Linked DNA regions of Homo sapiens: region 2 is linked to region 1. The links are chromatin contacts, found by Hi-C or POLR2A ChIA-PET in ENCODE. All regions are on one chromosome and are shown on one strand. The core of a region is the stretch at or near the end of the contact, and the rest is flanking DNA. Distances in the headings are between cores, read along the strand shown. Region 1 overlaps ADAMTS9 (ADAM metallopeptidase with thrombospondin type 1 motif 9). Region 2 overlaps ADAMTS9 (ADAM metallopeptidase with thrombospondin type 1 motif 9).

Evidence for each region. Hi-C counts contacts between places; a loop is a spot of excess contacts on that map. ChIA-PET counts read pairs that join two places held with the same protein, here RNA polymerase II (POLR2A).
Region 2: a loop to region 1 is called in a map of heart right ventricle, with 2.7 times the contacts of the local background. The contact joins two enhancer-like sites. A Hi-C loop is called at or near these places in 4 of 168 maps with a recorded cell type or tissue (Caco-2, endothelial cell of hepatic sinusoid and heart right ventricle). POLR2A ChIA-PET finds 5 or more read pairs at or near these places in 1 of 52 experiments (OCI-LY7).

The regions. Positions count from the first base shown.
Region 1 is chr3:64,531,105-64,535,857 of GRCh38, forward strand. ADAMTS9 (ADAM metallopeptidase with thrombospondin type 1 motif 9) reads right to left here. Exons shown (of 40, transcript NM_182920.2): 38 at 2,062-2,166. Among named protein-coding and RNA genes, the nearest start is that of ADAMTS9-AS1, 28 kb to the right of the region's middle. Within about 2 kb of position 2,672, at least 6 of the 41 ENCODE cell types and tissues checked have a DNase peak (open chromatin) inside an H3K27ac peak, as active enhancers do.
Region 2 is chr3:64,640,752-64,645,504 of GRCh38, forward strand. It overlaps ADAMTS9 (ADAM metallopeptidase with thrombospondin type 1 motif 9), which reads right to left. Exons shown (of 40, transcript NM_182920.2): 12 at 1,097-1,242. Among named protein-coding and RNA genes, the nearest start is that of ADAMTS9-AS2, 42 kb to the right of the region's middle. RefSeq lists an enhancer at 1,548-2,049. Within about 2 kb of position 2,165, at least 3 of the 41 ENCODE cell types and tissues checked have a DNase peak (open chromatin) inside an H3K27ac peak, as active enhancers do.

The sequences.
Region 1 (4,753 bases), core at 1,422-3,921:
AATCGGATTTGAGGACATTGATTGGCTGAGATGGAGAAGAGAGAGAGTGAGATAGCTTTTTTTCACAGACACAAACTTAATCATGGCAGCTAGAAAAAGAGATCAGGAAACAGATTTTCCTGGAATGTCCCAATTGGACGTTTCTCCTCTTTCTCAGGTGAGGGAGGCAGGTTGAGCTGCTTTTTTATAGTCTTATTTTGATTAGGTAGAAGTATTTGCAATAGGGTTTTCAGATTTAGAAAATAAAAATACAGGATGCTTGGTTAAGTATGAATTTCAGATAAACAACATATACATGTTTAGTATAACTATGTCCCATGTAGTGATAACAGTACACTTATTGTAAACAGTGTTCATTGTGTACTTAAAAAAAAAAAAAAAGAGATGGTGTCTCACTTTGCAGCCCAGCCTGGAGTGCAGTCGCGCAATCATGGCTCACTGCCCTCTTGACATCCTGGGCTCAAGGGATCCTCCCACCTCAACCTCCAAGTAGCTGGGACTACAGGCATGCACCACCATGCCCAGCTAATTTTTAAAGTTTTTGCAAAACCAGGGTCTCACCACCTTGCCCAGGCTGGTCTCGAACTCTTAGGATCAGGCGATCCTCACTGTGTATTTGAAATTCTAATTTAACTGGGTGTCCTGTATTTTATCTGGCCGTTCTGCCTTGTAATAAAACCCTACTTTCCCAGCTCTCTTCTTTGTCTTCCCCTATTTCTGAGGCAACCCCAGGCAGGGCTCCTGGCTGAGATGGGACGGGAGAAATGGGCCATGCCTGGGTAAACTTAGACATTTTTCCACGAGCCGGGTTTCTGCCCCACGTTCTCAGGACTTCAGAGGGAAGGCTGTAAGTGGCAGCGGTTTCTGACCTGGCTGTACATTTGAATCATTTGGGGAGCTTTAAATTCTACTCCTGCCAGGTCCCCCCACCCTTAGAGATTCCGATTCAGCTCATCTGTGTGGGAAGGACCTGGGCAGGTGCATTTAAAAATTCCTCAGGTGATTCTACTATACACCCACGGTGAGAAACAGTACACAGTCGACACGCTCCTCAGTTTACAATGGGGTTATGTCTCAATAAACACATCGCAAGTTGGAAATATCATTAAGTCAAGAATGCATTTAATATATCTAACTTTCTGAACATCACAGCCTAGGCTAGCCTACCTTAAATGTATTCAGAACACTTGCATTAGCCTATAGCAGGGCAAAATCATCTAACACAAAGCCTATTTTATAATAAAGTGTTGAATATTTTGTGTAATTGATTGAATACTGTACTTAGTGAAAAACAGAACGGCTGTATCGGTACCTGAAGTAGGGTTTCTACCGAGCGTGTTCTGCTTTTGAACCATGGTGAAGTTGAAAAATCAAGTGGAACCGTCGTAAGTCAGGGACCATCTGCACAGCACAGTGTTTCTCAAGCTGTACTGTGCCCATCACCACCTGAGACACTGTTCAGCTGTAGACTCTGACTCACTAGGGTCTGGGACCCAGAACCTGCATTTCCAACGGGCCCCCAGGTGACACTGATGCACTGCGTAGACCACACCTTAACCACCCAGATTTTAGAGGGTGAAAAACTTATTATTGTAGACCCTGTGTATCTCTAATTCTCCAGATATATCGCTTAATAAGTTATCTGTCTTCTAGCTCCATCTGTATTTCAATTTTTCTAAATAAAAAGAAGAGGTCATTTCCCCTCGGTTCATAGAACGAACCGCAAGCTGGCTAACTGAAAGATATCTGAGCCACACTCTCGACAGAGGCTTCTTCCTGCTTTTACCTCCCTGGTTAGGTGGTTTTTCTAATTACTTGGATGGTTCATATGTTCACCTCTCGAGGAAGAATTCACCAGAAGTGAACAAGGCTCTCACACTTTAATCACGTGTAAACACTGCACCCTAGGTTTATTTCCTAAATGGTCTTCCTGACACTACAAAATGGCTTAAGTGGGAAAGCACATTCGTTTGCTCCTTCAGCACCACTACCACAGTAATAAAGACAAGAACGAAAGAAAGAAATAAAAATTCATCTCCCAACCCATCTGTAGAACCTTACCGGCGACTTCTTGATGTCAGAGACAGCATAATTCCCTTGTGATATCCATCTGGCAGATTCAGTTAAAGACAAGCCGGTTCCATAAAGGTTGATGCTAAAACGACCCTGGAAAACACGACCAACAAAAGAGATTTTCAGTCCATGTGATGTCCTCAAAAAAGCAAAGGCAAAGGTGATACAATAAAAGGTACTTTGGAAAAGAGAAGGATGTTGATTAATTGTGATAGCTACTAATTATTGATAGTATTTAGTTTTGTTTGTTCAGGGCCAGCCATTCTTCATGCATCATGTTAGTCATCCTCGAAAGAGCTCTACGAAGGAGGTTTTCTTTACAGATAGGGAAACTGAGGCTTAGCGGAAGTGATTAACTTCTCCAGGATACGGTAGGAGTCCAACTCACATCCTCCTGACTTCAAAGTCCTTGCTCCATTCGGCCTCCCTAACACAGCAGTCCTGATGTTGCTCACAATTATCAGATTCCTTCAGGAACAAAATGTCACAGTGTAATTTTTCTAACAAGATCTTGGTGCCAAGCTTCCTGGGCTTCCAGCTCCCTGGGGCGATTAGCACACCGCGTACTAAGCACAGCAGGGCGGGACTTCAAAGAAGAGGCGCTTTCCCCAGGACGGTCAGCAGAGGGCAGGGTTGGCCTGCTCAAGACCACCTGGGCCTGGAGGATGCGGCTTTCAGGCTCCGGTAAGGGAGATCTCCCAAACCCCTCCCCTCCGAGGGTGCCTTTCAGAACATGGCCTCTGGTGCCTCAATATTGATTTCTAAAGAGACGGTGCAGCAGAAAGACCCTCTCGCTGCTTTCTCCAATTGTCTCTCTCACTCTCTCTTTCAAAAATGACTCGCAAAGGCATCTGAAATACTTTCTTCTTGAGGCTTCCTACTCCACAATGAGCAGTTTCAGAGCTAAAAATATTCCACATGAACACTCCTGATTGCTTTCTCTCTGAAACTGACAAACCAGCACTTTGTCAAAACAGTCTTTTATAAACAAGAAGAGAGGCAAGGAGGAGCTCACAGCTGATCAGACCCGCGTGTAAGAAAAATTCTTTCACCTGTGATTGGATCCTGGCCAGATCTTTTCTCACCTCTTGGAACCTCAGTTTATTCATCTGTAAAATGGAAAGCACTAAAACTCTCTTCCCTCTGAGCACCGTACAGAGGACTAAAAGAAATCAGCTATGGCTGGCGCTTAGTAGATATGCAAAAAGATGGTATCTGTCTTACATTTTCTAATTGTTTTGTAAGTGTTCGTGTGATCTCTTCAATGTAACAGTAAGCTTATTGAGAGCAGGGCCTTACTATTGCTTTGTTTATTGAATCAGCTATGGTTTGTAACATACGACTAGCCACTTAAATATTATATCCCAGCTCCTCAATTAAGATTTCCAGGACTAAGTGTAGCTTAGAGGTCTCTCAATGCCAGTTCCATAAATATTGACTAACAAAAGTTTATAAACACTTCTGGAGTGCTAGATTCCACAAGATAGAGGTGACCAGAGGACTTAGTTTGGACTAAATCAGTGGTTCTCAACAGGGCACGATTTTGACCCCAGGGGAAATCTGGCAATGTCTGGAAACATTTTTGTTTGTCACAACTGTGGGGGGGCAGGGAATGGTGCTGCTGTTGGCATCTGGCGGGTAGAGACCAAGGATGCTGCTGCGATGCACAGGACAGCCCACAATAGAGAATTCTCCAGCCCGAAAAGTGCTGAGGCTGATTGAAAACCTGGTACAAAGGGTAGATTTACCCTAGAATCTTGCTCCCTTCTTTACTTTCAGCATGACCTCAGGCAAGGAGATCATCTGTAAAATGGATTAGTAAGACTTAACCTGTGAATAGGAGGTGATTAGACAGAAGGCACAATGCACGTCACGCATTACCTGGCAGACAGTAGGTAATATTTAAAAAATATTTTTGGGCTGAGTGTGGTGGCTCACACCTGTAATCCTAGTACTTTGGGAGGCTGAGGCAGGTGGATCACCTGAGGCTGAGAGTTCAAGACCAGCCTGGCCCAACGTGGTGAAACCCCATCTCTTCTAAGAATACAAAAATTAGCTGGGCATGGTGGTGTGTGCCTGTAATCCCAGATGCTCGGGAGACTGAGGCAGGAGAATAGCTTGAAGGCAGGAAGTGTAGGTTGCAGTGAGCCCAGATTGTGCCACTGCACTCCAGCCTGGGCAACAGAGTGAGATTCCATCTCACATATATATACATATGACATTTTTATGACAATATGCTACAGAGGTTCATGGTTCTTATGTGGCATGGCTGCCATGCTCAGGTGTTTTTGATTGTAGCTGCACTGAAGCCCCCTCAGACACCGGATTCTGTATGTTGCATTATTCCATTGGCCATTTTCTTTTCTTTTCTTTTCTTTTTTTTTTTTTTTTTTTGAGACAAGGTCTCACTCTGTCACCTAGGCTGGAGTGCAGTCGCATAATTTTGGCTCACTGCAACCTCTGCCTCCCGGGTTCAAATGATTCTCCTACCTCAGCCTTCTGAGTAGCTGGGACTACAGGTGTGCACCACCACGCCCAGCTAATTTTTATTTTGGTAGAGATGGAGTTTCACCATGTTGGCCAGGCTGGTCTTGACCTCAAGTGATCCACCTCCCTCAGCCTCCCAAAGTGCTGGGATTACAGGCATGACCCACCGCACCTGCCACCCCCTCCCCCCAAA
Region 2 (4,753 bases), core at 915-3,414, 110 kb after region 1:
ATGTCTTAGATCCATGTAAAATTGGATGTCATTTTTTATAATGAAGATAGCAATTTATTATCTATAAACAACCTTCCCCCACCCTCCACCCCGCCCATGTCTGCTATGACAAATGCTGGGAAAAAAGTCCATGGACTTTATTTAAACATGTCAGTCCTAACAAGGTTAGGCTGGTAGAGGTTGCCATGGTCACACAATGAGAATTATTCTGAAAGGCAAGAGACTCCCAATCTGTAAAATGTCAGGTTGTGGGATGGGGACCTCAGCTGTCTCACCTGTAATACAACTAGATTGATTAAAAAAGTAATTCCTTATCACAGAACACATTATTGGTGGGAAAAAAAGAAAAAAAATAAAAAGTAATTCTTGATTTGGGGTCCCAGGTCCCTTGAGGTCTAACTAGAAGGAATATATTAGTCTACAAACTGGATGAAAATGTCCAATTTTTTTGTTTCCATGTGAAAATCTATCTAGTCACTCCATTAGTGTGCTATCTTTTTTTTTTTTGCCTGCTTTTTTTTTGTTTTGTTTTGTTTTGTTTTTGCTTTTTTGTTGTTTTTTTATTTTTATTTTTTATTATTACTATACTTTAAGTTTTAGGGTACACGTGCACAATGTGCAGGTTAGTTACATATGTATACATGTGCCATGCTGGTGTGCTGCACCCATTAACTCGTCATTTAGCATTAGGTATATCTCCTAATGCTATCCCTCCCCCCGCCCCCCACCCCACAACAGTCCCCAGAGTGTGATGTTCCCCTTCCTGTGTCCGTGGGTTCTCATTGTTAAGCTCTGAGTGTAGCAGGGAGAGTGAGACCTGCCTGATTGTCAACACTAGGAAACAGACCGACCACAAAACCATCACCTGTTTGGTAGATAAAACTTTGAATAACAAAGGATCTTGAGAGTAAACAATAATACAGGGGGAAGTGCCTGGGAATAGACTTTGGGTACCGTGGGTCTAAGCAGCCCTTGAAGTTTACGTTCTTTCTAGCTCTCTAAGTTGGAATGTACTCTTCACCCACCAAATTATTCCCTTTAGGAATTTCATGTTCCTGCCACGGCAGTAATAACAGTTATACATTCTAGGACTTACTCTGGTCTGTTGCACTCTCGAATGGCTGTTTTGATGCCCCCTCCACATGTTCTGGAGCAGGTTCCAAAGGGACTCCAACTTCCCCAGGATCCATCTGTCACGGGGACATCCATTTCTTTGGGAACACAAAATCCATACTTGCAGTGCTGTATTTAATAAGGGGAATAGTGAGGGAGACTTGGCGCTGTGAGTTGTTACAGGACTGGCTGTCCTTTTAAACACACCATACTGTAATTCTTTTCCATGTGTGGGTTTGAAATGCTGCAGGTTCATCATCTATATGAATAATGGAAGCTATAGGGATTTTAATCTCACACTTAGTGATTTTAGGCTGGGTCTTCCTTTACAGCTTGCTTGAATAAAACTGGCCAGTGACTGGCTCCAGGCTGACAGGGTAACTCCAATGGCAAGCTTCAAACCACTCAATTAGTTTACTTGGAAAAACCAGGAGTGGAAATGGGAAGGGTGGTTATAGACAGGGCCAAAATGAGTTATAAGATTTGCATAGTGAATTTCCATCAACAAGGCCTAGAGAAGTTACAAGTCTGGTAAACTATAATGCTTTATTGCTCCCAATTTTAATTATATTGGAGAGGGGGGAAAAAAAAAGCGAGTTACATGATTCTTATAAACACACTCCAGGAAAGCGTCAGGATGAGACGAAAGCAAAACGGACACACTACAGAGAGCCCTAAACTTTATGACTTGTTTGTTACTAGCGGTTTCAGATTCTCCAGCCTGGAGCAGGAAGAAGGCCATGACGTTTAAAAAATAATAATAAAACAAAATAAAACTCCTCAGCAGGACAAGGGAGGAGAGAAGCCATTCCGACCCTCTGCCATTGTTGGGGTGTGAAGCCCTGACACAAAGCCGAGGTCACTGAGCAGTGGACAAAGGAAAAGTGGCGGCAGTGGCCACAGGAGGGTGACGCCCCGCGGCTCGCTCAGATCTCTGAAGCGGAGCTGGTGGCGACTGTCGTGATTTATCCCCAGGGAGGACACAGCCACCAAGAGGGGAGAGGCAGAGAGGTCTGAAGGCCAGGGGGTGGGGCAGTATGCAGGGAAGGTGGAAAAAGAAGAGGTAGGTGAAGGTCTCAGTGGGAATAGCAGGCCCCACCCCCACACAAGGCTTGGTAAACAATTATTTAAACAGTGCAATTAAGCTTTCTCCAGTCTGCCTGGCCTCCTCCCTTGTAATTATCCTCTTACAGTATCTGAGGGCACGTCCCTTTCCCTGGGCTGTTTGGCTGAGGCTTAAGATGTTCTGCATCTGAACCCTGGGTGACTCAGGACCCATGAAATGCGCACTGAGGCAGTGGGGACTACGTCGCTCTCTGGAAATCACTTCATATTTGTCTTTACAGTGGTTGTGAACATTTCTTAGAAAATATACATATAAAAATAAATGAACAGATGGACGGCTTTGTCTAGAGTACCTCTGTCCAGTAGACACAGAACATGAACCACATATATAATTTAAGAATTTCTAAAGTCACATAAAAAACTAATAAAAAACTTAAATTAATTTTAATATATTTAGCCCAATCTATCTAACACATTGTTATTTCTACATGTAGTCAACATAACATTACTCAATAATTTTTTTTTTTTTTTTTTTTTTTTTGAGACAGAGTCTTCCTCTCTCACCCAGGCTGGAGTGCAGTGGTGCAATCATGGCTCACTGCAGCCTCAACGTCCCAGGCTCAACTGATCCTCCCACCTCAGCCTCCCAAGTAGCTGGGACCACAGGTGTATGCCACCATGCTCAGCTAAATTTTTTTATCTTTTATAGAGACAGTTAGGGGTGGGGGTCTTAGTATGTTGCCCAGGCTAATCTCAAACTCCTAGACTCAAGCAATCTGCCCTCCTTGGCCTCCCAAACTGCTGGGATTACAGGCATGAGCCAACACACCTGGCCTACTAATTAGATTTTTTAATGCTTTTTTTTTTTCATACTAAGTCTTCAAATCCTGGGATGTATTTTATACCTAAGCACATCTCAGTTCATGTCGACATTTTAACATAGCCACACGTGGCTGGTGGCCACCATATTGGACACAGCAGGTCTAGACAGACAAAACTTAACAAAATACAACAGGTCTCACTGGGACTGGTAACTCTTTTACAAAATAACTCTGTGGCCTTGGGTGAGTCCTTAAAGTCTGTTTCCACAATCAAAAAATGGGGACCTACTGGCCAAAATTATTTGGAGTATAACATGGGACAAAGTATGTAACATACTTAGTATACAACTTAGCACATGGGGGACCCCACTTAAATAACAGTGGCAATGATAATGGCAAACATGTACACTGCACTTAATATTTGTCAGGCACTGTTCTAAGCATTATATATACAAACTTAGTCCTCACAACACACTACGAAGTAGGTACTATTATTACTTCCATTTTTACGAAAAGAAAATGAAGGGACAGAGGAGTTGATGCCAAACATCACAAAGAGGCAGGAATGGTACTGAAATATAGACAAGACTTAACAGTGCATACTCTTAACTGGGACACATGCTGCCTCTTAACTGTGAGCAAAGGGGACAATTTCCGACATCTAAATAAGGACTGAAGTTTTCACCAAAAGTAAGATTAATGAGATGGCTAGGTAAGACTGAGACTCCAGATTATTCACTCAATATCCATCCTCCCCTTTATCTTGGCAATAGAACCTATATTTTCCAAAGTTTCCCTACGGATAGAGGTGGTCAGAGAGATGTAAGCAGAATTCACTGGGTAGGATTCCTGAAGAGGCCCTTTGAACTCTTTGGCTTCATTCTGCGGGGAAGTCAGACTCCATGGCTGGAGCAACCACAGCCATTTTGTACCTTGAGGACAAAATTAAGGAGTTTTCTGGAAATACATTTTTTCCCTCTTAACACTTCAGACTTCAGTTTCTGGATCTCTTTATTCTATAGATTTTACTTCCACACAAGAGCAAATTCCAAATGACCACTCTTCTCATTAAGCATTACTATAAACATTGGAACAAAACAAGGGGGTAGGTTTATCAGAGCGCTACCATCTAGCACTGCACTCAAATGTCCTCATAGTTGCTTTTTAAAAGAAAACTTCTAATTCAAAACTGATATGGAAATTAAATATTTCTCAGTAATATGACCATTGACAGGTGTCCAAAAGAAAGGAAGAACTTCAGAGGAATATGAAAAGTGTCTGATATGACAGATGCTGGGAAGGGGGTCTGTTTGGGAAACATGCACCAAGATAATCTATTTTACCAGGCAAATTCTACAAATAATAATCACATAGCAAAATTACTATTACATTATAACAAAACATTAAGTGGCTGGTGAAATAAGAGCCAAAATAAAGTCAGCCTTTATTTAAAATGTCCAAAACCATTTAAATAATATTTTATAGAAATGTATCTTTTTAAGAGGTTGGAATGGGGACTTGGAGGTTGATTTTGTCCAAATGAAACTTGAAACAAAAGAGTTTCAAACCTCAGACTCACAAATAAGTTTAAAAGGAAAATGCTAATGGACTTAAGAGAGTGGAGAAAATAAAGAGACATTAGTGAGTCATTCATCAAAATAACATTGTGTCAGCAGCCCAAGACAGATTACTGCTGCAGGAGCAGAACAGAAAGAAGAAAAAGAAAGAAAAAACATTAACCCAGCAGCCAAGGG